Regions from separate parts of the Mus musculus genome. Here region 2 is linked to region 1. The links are chromatin loops, found by intact Hi-C in ENCODE. Cell type or tissue: left cerebral cortex. All regions are shown on one strand.

Evidence for each region. Hi-C counts contacts between places; a loop is a spot of excess contacts. Peaks named below come from ENCODE experiments on the same cell type or tissue, not always from the same donor. Only the 100,000 strongest peaks of a DNase experiment are listed, where the experiment ranks them.
Region 2: a loop joins it to region 1, with 7 times the contacts of the local background. A loop is called at or near these places in 1 of 42 quality-filtered maps.

The regions. Positions count from the first base shown.
Region 1 is chr9:121,639,730-121,644,729 of GRCm38, reverse strand. Vipr1 (vasoactive intestinal peptide receptor 1) reads right to left here and starts at 2,014. Exons shown (of 13, transcript NM_011703.4): 1 at 1,804-2,014. The coding sequence starts at 1,881. It also overlaps a transcript of Lyzl4 not described here. In left cerebral cortex, CTCF peaks have their summits at 1,763 (motif pointing left) and 2,580; DNase peaks (open chromatin) are centred at 2,971, 3,304, 4,295, 4,765 and 3 more places; H3K4me3 peaks cover 4,616 bases; H3K27ac peaks cover 4,144 bases.
Region 2 is chr9:121,716,832-121,721,831 of GRCm38, reverse strand. It overlaps Nktr (natural killer tumor recognition sequence), which reads right to left and starts at 2,651. Exons shown (of 17, transcript NM_010918.2): 1 at 2,537-2,651; 2 at 2,287-2,373. The coding sequence starts at 2,344. In left cerebral cortex, CTCF peaks have their summits at 2,780, 2,982 and 3,786; DNase peaks (open chromatin) are centred at 1,596, 1,746 and 2,726; H3K4me3 peaks cover 2,742 bases; H3K27ac peaks cover 1,718 bases.

The DNA of each region.
Region 1 (5,000 bases):
GGTTGGGGTCCCCCTCCAGTCCAGAGAGAGAAGAGCAGGGGCTGGGGTCCCCCTCCAGTCCAGGGAGAGGAGAGCAGGGGCTGGGGTCTCCCTCCAGTCCAGGGAGAGGAGAGCAGGGGCTGGGGTCCCCCTCCAGTCCAGGGAGAGGAGAGCAGGGGCTGGGGTCCCCCTCCAGTCCAGAGAGAGGAGAGCAGGGGCTGGGGTCCCCTCCAGTCCAGAGAGAGAAGAGCAGGGGCTGGGGTCCCCTCCAGTCCAGGGAGAGAAGAGCAGGGGCTGGGATCCCCCTCCAGTCCAGGGAGAGAAGAGCAGGGGCTGGGGTCCCCCTCCATTCCAGGGAGAGGAGAGCAGGGGCTGGGGTCCCCCTCCAGTCCAGGCTAAGTCCCTTCCCCTCATTTTGTGGACCAAGAGGGCAGCCGAGGCTGGGAGGCTAGTGGAACTGAAGATGGGGTTGGAGTGGAAAGATCAGAGGCAACCAGGGAAGGCTCCCTGGAGGAGGAGCTAGAGTTGGCACCTCCAAATAAGAAGTAGGAAGATGGAATTGGAGGGACTGGGCTCAATCTGTTTCTAGATGGATGGTACCTGGGGCCAGAGGCCTCCAGTGGTCCAAAAACCCCTGGCTTATCCAAAATGGAGTAGCCAGGACACAGAGTTGGGGAAGTTGGAGGGCTGCTAGTGTGGTCTGTGACACTGAGGGCCAGAGTCTGATGAAGCTTGGAGTGTGGGGAGGGGCTGTAAACAGGAGGAAGGGGGCAACACTGTCCAATTCTCAGAGAGCAGCACCTTCTCCGGAAGGGGTTGGGGGGGTGGTGAGATTTTCCAGAGCAGGGTGTGCCAGACACCAGCTAGGAGGAAACAGATTCATGTCCTGATCCCTGCCCTGGGAAAGGTTGTGATTAGGGAGGGACCACGGGATAGACTGCACTAAGGTGACCGACCAAGATTCCCCACTTCCTCCAGGCAGCCCACTTGTTCCAGACCAGAATCCACTAAGGAAAAGACAATCTTGAAGCAACAGCTCCACAGACCTAGAGCAAGGGAAGGGAAGATCACCTCTGTCCAAGTGTGGCTGGCAGGGACAGGTGTGGCTCCTGTGGCCTCATTTTGCCCTTCTGTAAAATGGGTTTAGGGGGTCTCTGAGTCTTGAGGTCTTTCTTAGTCTCAGAGGAGGTGACCAGGTGTCTGCCCCATGACCCTGGTGAGTCTGTCACAGCCACAGGAGCACACCCACACACATGTCTGTGTGGGAGGAAGCCGAGGTCTAAGGTAGAGCAAGCCCCCCTGCTTTTCCCAATACATGCTTTTACCTGCCCACCATCAGCCTATAGTTAGAGGATAAAGAGCACAGAATGAAATTCTCACCAGATCCCAAGGACCCCTCCCCAGGGTACAGGCACTAAGGTCTGATGCTGTGCTGTCTTCATCGCACAAGTTCTCAAAATACCCAGAGAGGCTTCCAGACACAGCCTCCTTCCCACCCGACAGTCTACAGGATCTCCCATCTCACTCGATCGTGCCACCCACAGTTCTCCTCCCCACGTACCCCCACAGGCACTCATCGCAAGGCAAGTCTGGGGCTCCCTCTCGCCCCCAACCTCTTCATCGCTGATTGGGATCACTTCGCGGTGAGCGCTCTAAGATGAGCTAAGAGGGACCCGCCGCTACCGAGCTCCCACGCCTCTGGGCTACAGAAGAGAGAAGACGAGAACCGCGCTCCTGCTGCCCCCCGATGGCCAGATGGTCCCGGATACGCTGCCCCCGCAGTTCCCCCATCCGTGGGATCTGGGTGGAGGGGCACACACTCACCGCGGGTCCGAGGGCGCAGGCGAGGGCTCCTGCCAGCACGCAGAGCCAGCGGGCAGGCGGTAGGCTCGGAGGGCGCATGGTCCGCCCTGAGCCCGCGGCAGGCAGCCGAGAGCGCCTACGGGGTCTGTGGCTAACGCAGCGCGGGAGAGTGGCGCGGGCCAGCGGCCCGGGCGCTATGAGGCACAGCTCCAGGCTAGGGGAGGGCGGCGGGGGCTCGTCTGACGGGCGGCGGGGTTAGCCAATGGCACGGCGGAGGCGGTACCTCGGCGCAGGTAGGGGGCGGAGCCGGGGCCCCCGGGGGCGTGAGCACAGAGTCCCGCTAGAGGTGCGCGTCGTCGGGAGCTGCTAGCTAGCGAGCATCCTCTCGGCTCTCCGATGCGGGGACGCTGGGCTCAACACCGCCCAGTGTTCCCCGCGCCCGCACCTTTCTCTCTCAACCCCGGCTGCGCCCTCGGCCCCTGGCAGTGAGCTCCTCCAGTCTTCGGCTCCAGGGAGTTTAGCTGCCGGCTCCCCGGTTTCCACGTCGGCTTGCAGCCCAAATTCTTGGACTAGAAGGGCCACAGCTTTCCAGGGCTGAAGGCTGGCCTCCGATGGGGTCCAGCGGATCACGCTGTTGGAACCATCTGCGACAAGGGAGAAGCCGAGGGGGCGCAGCCGGGGTCGGGGAGTCCCAACTGGGGGTTCCTCTTGGCCGCCCAGGGCAGGGTGCACTCAGAGCTGGACACGACTTGGCCGGCGCAGCTCGTGAGGGACGAGAAGTCAATGTTCCAGCGCCCCCGCGCGGGGACCAAAGCCTGTACCCTTTCTTGGGCCCAGGCTGCCCACAGACCGGTCTTCCCGGAGTCCCCAGGGACTAGGATCAGGGTGCCAGTGTCCCGCGCTGTGTCTCCAAGATCGGGCGGGCCGGTAGCGGGTGATCTGAGGCTGCTCTCCCTCCGAAGCTTGTCTTTAGGGCTCGGATTATTCGGTGCTAGCGTGGGGCGCGGGGTTACCGACTCAGAGCCCTTCGCGCTACGTCTTAGGGAACCCGTGCAGATGACTTTCCAAGAGCTCGAGTGATCATGGTGAGAAGGTGATGTGGGGGGCTGATGGCGCGGTGGGATAGAAGGTGGGAGGAGGGGCGGAGTTGCAGAGGGCCGCGTGTCCCTGCGCGAAGTAGGGTGTGCGATCCATTTGAAGGAAGTCGCTCTCCGGGCGCTTTCTGGCCAGCAGGAGCGCGGGAATTTCCCGAGGATTCTCCAGCCTTCCCAACCTGCAACGTGGGAAACTAACGCTGTGGGCGTGGCCTTGAGGTCGGTTACAGAAAAGTCTGGAAGCAAACCCCTGGCCTTCCTCCTTCCTCTCCTTCCTAGTCTACCGCACTTCCCTTGTTCTCTCTCCCCCTGAGCCTGAGCCTGAGCCTGAGCCAGGCCTCTACTACGCACCAGGGCATAGGAGGTAAGAGGCACTCCCTGCAATTTCTGCTTCCGGATAGAGAATGGGCTAGTTGTCACAGGCCTTTCTCCAGTTATGGGGTGTCAGAAGAGGGAGCTGTTTAGTAGTTGCCATTCAGTGCTTCAGGGCTAGGATTTCGGGAGTCACTGTGAGCAGGAATAGGGGTTTGCCTCGCTTGTGACCATGGGCACACTCCTCTTAGGCCTTAGGCCTCTTAACCGGGCAGTGAGGTCTTACCAGCTCTTGAGGTGGTATGCTCAAGTCCCAGATGTGAGCTTTGGCTCTCAACCCTGCCCACCCCCATATGTCACCTAGGCAGCTGCAGAATGCTGATATGGGGCGGGGTGGCACGTGCCTGTGATCCCACTGCTCTGTATGCTTCGGGAGGAGGATTCCTGTGGATTTCAGACCAGCCTGAGCAAAATGCTACGGTGCTTCACCTCATGGTCCTGTTAGCATTTCCGTGTTCTCTGTGGACAGAGATCTGGGCATGGGGGTGGGGGTGGATGGAGGGTTTTGGGTACCGGGAAGGAAGTGGGAAGCCAGACTCCATTTTGCTATGTGACCTTCACCAGGCAGGTGAATAGATGGGAGGTAGAGGCCACCAGTGGTGATGGCTGCCCTGTCCACGCTGATCCTTCTTGGGCTGGAGGTTGGAAGGCTGGTGCTAGGCTACAGCTGAGAACATCGGCAGGATCCCCTGGTGTCTTCCCGGCCTGACCCCCAGGAGAGGAAGATGTCTTGGGGAGAATAGCTTTCTCTTCCAATTCTCTGTGAAAGCTACTCTCAGTTCTTTCTGGTTGTTCCCTGGGGACCCATCCTTCTTTACCATCAAAGGACACAAGACACGCTCAAAAAACAAAAGGAGCAGGAAAACAGCAAAAACAACCTTAAAAATGCAACCCAGCTTATTTCCTGCTGCCTCTTAAAGTCTCTGTTCTGAGACACTGGGAGGTCAACCATGCACCTACTCCTGGGGGAGCCTTGTGGAATCTGAGGAGGAGGCTACTGTTGTTTACCTAGGTAATAGGGAAGGCTTCAGGAGAGAAGGGACTTCTGAAGAGATGGGGGAAGATGGGCTTCATGAGGCTTGGGAAGCAGGTATAACTGAGACTGAGGGAACAGACATCCGAGGTGGAGGGAGCAGGTACCTGAGGTTTAAGAGAAAGCACCTGAAGCAGACGGAGATCTCCAAGGCTGAAGGAGCGGGTGCTGGTGGTGGTGTTTGTAGTTACCTTCCCCACCATATCCTGAGAAGGGATTCCCACATCACCTGCCTTTGCCTCACAAATCTATGCTGGAACAGTCGCAGGAGAGCCGGAGCCACGGTCTGCCCCCATTTCTGAAGCTGTTCTCGCTTGAGTCCTGTGCTAGCCTGATCTTTACCGGATCCCTGCAACCTGCTCCCAGATTCTGGCTCAGATTCTAGTTGCCAGAACCACAGGGGTGCAGCGGATGAAGCGGGGGAAGGGGAGACAGTCACTTGCCATTCCCCGTGACAACAAGCTCGCTCGGCAGAAAGAATCTGCCGTTACTCATCCAATCCTGTCTGGCTTCAAGCCCGCTGCATCCCTGTGCCGTGTGCCACCCTCTCCTCCTCCAGGCCTGCAGCCACCTCTCAGGATGGCTCAGTCGGCGCCTTGTGCTGAAGTTGATGAATCAGTGAGGAGGAGGAAGAGAAGGAGCAGGTTCTGGTGAACGGTGAGGGCAGCCGTGAGACATAGTGTGCCCTTGACCTGTGTAACGGGGCTAAGTCAAGGCCA
Region 2 (5,000 bases), 77 kb before region 1:
TACAACTGGCTGTTGTCTATATGCCTCTCTGAAAAAAATGTTTTTGCCATGTTCTGCTTGTCATTGTGACTTTAAGCAGGTGACTCTTCTTAATCCTTGGGAGTTTAAATTGTCTGATGTGTTGAATAAATCAGGAGTCAACAGCCGGGGGTGGTGGCGCACGCCTTTAATCCCAGCACTTGGGAGGCAGAGGTAAGTGGATTTCTGAGTTCGAGGCCAGCCTGGTCTACAGAGTGAGTTCCAGGACAGCCAGGGCTACACAGAGAAACCCTGTCTCGAAATAAATAAATAAATAAATAAATGCAGGAGTCTTGGCCCACTCTATTTTTAGGCCCTGCTCTCCCAAGTTCATGCTACCATTAGAGCGATAAACAACATATTTTCCATCAGGGGTGAAAGATCAGCTATCACTACATACTAGGAAAACAATCCTAGCACATAAACCTGACAAGTTAGATAAATAAATACATCAGCTTCTTAAAAGCCACAAACCACCAATAATAAATCAATTAAATAACATACATGTGAATGAATAATCCTGTATTAATCAAAGAAATTAGAGCCTATGTTAAGAACCTTAATAACCACCAAATATTACAGGATAACAACAGAATGACTTCCAATAGGAACAATTTACTGGATTCATACAGGAAACCTGTTATACAATGTAAAGGTTGTCCCCCTTTTAAATCTGCATTTGCAGTCATCCAACAGTTTTATAATTCAAAAGAAAATCTGTTTTGTATTTGTACTCATGGTAACTGAAAGTACATACTTAATCCTTAACAGTACATCTTGATTTCTGCATCACCTCTGCTTATCAAAGTAAATCTAAATCAGATACTTTTATTTGTGACGCTGGAAATTGAACTTGGAGCCAACAATACAACAGGCAAGCACTCTTCCCAGACAAGCACTCTCCCACTGCTTCTGGCTGATTCTTAAAAATAAGTGGGGCAATAGTGGTGGACACCTTTTATCCCAGCACTCGGTTCTCTTTGAGTTCTACGACAGCCTGGTCTACACAGAAAAACCCTGTCTTGAAATACAAAAACAAAACAAAATTTAAAAGGTTAAAAATAGAAGACGCCTGAAAAAAAAAAGACATTAAACGAAGATGTATAGCCATGTTAAGTACATTCTTTTCAAGACTGACATCCATCTGTGGTGTTGGGGATCAAAGTCAGGTCCTTGGTTATTCGAGGAAAATACTTCCCAGTTATATTCCTATTACTTTCTGAGTATGTTAATACATTAGTTTTGCAAAAAAAAAAAAAAAATCCGTGAAAAATCTCCAGAGTAAGTTTGGTAAATGCTAAATAAACTGCAGCTACAGTCAGGGTCGAAATGTTAGATGAGAAAAACAGAACGTTTAAGATCGCTCCAATCCTTTGTTCAGAACCGTCACCGTCTTCCTTTTATCCTAGAGCCTGAGTTTTCCTTATTCTGTTCCCTCTACTCCAGCCAGACCGGGACCTTCGCTTTCCCTCAAGAAACACAAGCGCTGTCTCAGAACCCAAGCTAACCGTTGGCTGCCACTACCAAGCACAGTTCTCAAAGGCGTCCCTCCACAGGTTCGGCTTCGCACCTACTCAAATGTCATCTTCTCAAGATGGCCTTTCTCGCTCACCGCCTGACTAAAACAGCACTACTGGAGGGAATGCGGTTTTTACCCCTTCACTTCCTGCCTCTTTCCCCCAGGACGTCAACATAAAAGAAGCAGCAGCCCTGCTTTAGTCACTGCTGCCCTTCCAGAGCCCAGGACAAGCAGCTCTCCTGCGAGTCCACTGCGACCTAAGACGTGGCGCACACCACACACCTCCAGTTAAGATCCCTGTCGGTTGAGAACCGCGCATCCGTACACATGTTCCTGCTCGATACACACGCGACCTTTACATGTGTGCGCACCGATGTGTGCAGCAGCCACCTCTCTGCACACAGAGACGTCGACGCCTCGGGATTAATGAATGGCTGCACACTGGACTTCCAAAAAAAAAAAAAAAAAAACCAAACATCGCGGCCGCAGCCTAGGAGCAATCCCGGGGCTACAGAACCCGCACAAGCCCTTCAGTCTCTCCTCTCCAGCCACGTCTCCCGGAGCCAGTACATTCTCGGGAAGGCTCCCGAGGGACAGCGGAGGGCAGCTGGCCGGCTCGTGACCGCGGCGGCTCCGCAGCTCTGGCCGGCCGAGCCCGCCCCGCCCCGCCCCCGCCCGGCTCCGGCTCCGGCTCCGCCGCGTCCACTTCCACCCCGACCCGGGCCCACAGAGGGGCCCGCCCCGCTCACCCGGTTCCCGGTTGATCTCGATGTCGAAGTGACACTGCGGCCGGTCCTGGGCGCCCATCGCGAGCGCAGCAGCGGGACGGCGGCGAGCTGCGGACAGGGAGGAGGGCGCTGAGGGCAGGCGGGCGGCCGGGCGGGGCGGGGCCCGGCCCGCCTGACAGGGACGCGGCCGACGAGAGGCCGCCCCACCCTGCCCACCCGCCCGCCCGCCCACCCCAGCCGCGGCTACCCGCGCTCCCGTCGAGCTTCTCACCTGGCCGCACAGCTCCGGAGAACGCCCTGCCGGCGCCGCCGGAGCCTAACGTCACCAACGGAACGCCACCTCTTCCCCGTGAGGGCCAGCCGGCGAGCGCCACGCCAGAGCTCGCGAGGCCGGACGCAAGCGTCGCGAGAGTTCGTCTCGCCGCCGAGCGGGGTGTGGGGTCGGAGTAGGCGGTCCGCGCCAGGGCTCTCGTGCCCCGCCCCTCAGGATCCCCTGTCCAATCCCGAGTGCGCAGACGTGTGCGAGCTGTCAACCACGGCTCACTCATGCAGCACCGCGAGATTTCTGATTGCGTGGCCAGTGGATGAACGCAGGGTGAATCCCAGGCTTCCGGCCGACGTGGCGGGTGACCTGTTCTCTCTCGTGGTTGATGCGGTCACGCTGTTTGTCTCGCGTTAAAAGAATCGAGGACCAGATGGAGCCAGATGTGCCTCCCTTGCCCGCCAGGGTGAGACGAGGCTGGCCGCCGGCTCGAGGCCAGCCTGGGTCACTTGAGGCTTTCTCAGAAATACAACGAAAGGAAACAAAAATCAAGGCAACAACAAAACCCCGAAGCAAAACACAAACCGTAGCGTTTACACCTGCGCACCAGCGCTTGGTGGGTAAAGGCAGGAGATTCAGAAGTTCAAGGTCAGCCTGAGATACCTGAGACCTGTGAAGAAACCAAACCAGTTGACAGGAGCGATGGTCTAGCAGTTAAGATGGTCTAGAGGCCGCTTTTGCATTGGACCTGGTTCAAAGCCCAGCTCAATAACCGCATGGTGGCTTACAACCATCTCGTTTCAGGGTTTCCATCGCGCTCCCCTGACCTCCGTGGACACCAAGCATGCACATGGTGCCCAGACATACATGCAGGCAAAACAGAAAGTAAAACCTTACAAAAGGAAAGTCTGTGAGCAATAATACACAGCCTTTAATCCCAGCGGCTCGAGAGGCAGAGGTAGGTGGCTCTCAGTCTGAGGTCAGTCAGTTCTACATATTGTCTTCCTGGCCAGTCAGGGCTAGGTAGATCCTGTCTCAAAACAAAAGGTACACAATAAGAATGTGCTGTTGGGGCTGGCGAGATGGCTCAGTGGTTAAGAGCGCCGACTGCTCTTCTGAAGGTCCCGAGTTCAAATCCCAGCAACCACATGGTGGCTCACAACCATCCATAATGAAATCTGATGCCCTCTTCTGGAGTGTCTGAAGACAGCTACAGTGTACTTACATATAATAAATAAATCTTTTTTAAAAAATGTGCTGTTGTAGAAAATTTTAATCACAATCAGTGTTGAGGTTGGGTCTGTTACATAAAGCAAAATTCCATATCCAAAAACCTAAACCTACGAGTGACTTACCGTCTTTCCAAGCTTTTGTACCTTGTTCCTTAATTTAAAACTGTTGGTTAAATAAAATTGGCTACAGCCAATTACTGGAGGGATTCGAGGTAGGTGGATTTTGAGTTACCTGGGTGGGAAGAGTAAGGAGAAAAGAGAGACCAAGTGTAGAAGGAGGAATGGGAGAGAGGAAGCCCCCATGGGGGGAGGCAAAGGATGAGCACACAGCCAGAAAAAACAGTCCATATCTGGGGTACACCCAAGGGAGGTAGCCAGGACAGCAGTTAGAAGAGTACATTAGGAGTTACCCTCCACTCATTTATTTATAAGCCGGGATAAGCTTAAATCGGTTCTACTATGTTGTCTCTGTGTTTGGAGAGATGGCTCAGCTGTTGAGTCCTCACTTACGATGGGTATAGTGGCACGCACCTTTAATCACAGCACCCAGCACTTAGTAGGCAAAGACAGGTTGCTCTTTGTGACTCAAAGGCCAGTCTGTCTACACAGAGAGTTCCAGGAAAGACCACAAAGAGAGACTCTATAGTGAGAATTTTGGTTTCTTAGAAAACCCAGTTATAATTGTGTGAATGTCTTTATTTAACCCCAGGTGTGGGATAAGAGACTACTCCACAGCAGGTGATTATGATTTGCCAAGTGCACTGGCAGGGGCATGCTTTTGCCAGCTGTAGATAGTTTACATTCAGAAGTCTAGGGATGCTTCCAAGGGTATGAACCAGAGTCCTGAGATGAGGTGGGGCGCTCTGGGAATGCTGCTTCTCCTGGAGTTTTGCCAAGTGTTCGTGAGCAAAGAGATGAGAAGAAATTGGAGATATCCTGACCATGAAGATTGGACTTGCCTCAAGTAACTCAACATCCCCAGTCAGCAGGAAATAATCTAAAGAGGTCTGTGCCTCATTTCCTCTCTTTCTTTCCTTCCTACCTAGCGTTGGGGAGTTGGAAGAGATCAGGGTGGAATAAGGGTTGGAAGGGAAGTAGATCTAAGACCCCAATAAAGTAACTCAAAAAAATAGTACCAACACAAATCTGTGTTTAAAATAAGAGTGCTTTCTGTTCTTGCAGAGGACTGTATTAGTTAGGGTTTTACTGCTGTGAACAGACACCATGACCAAGGCAAGTAT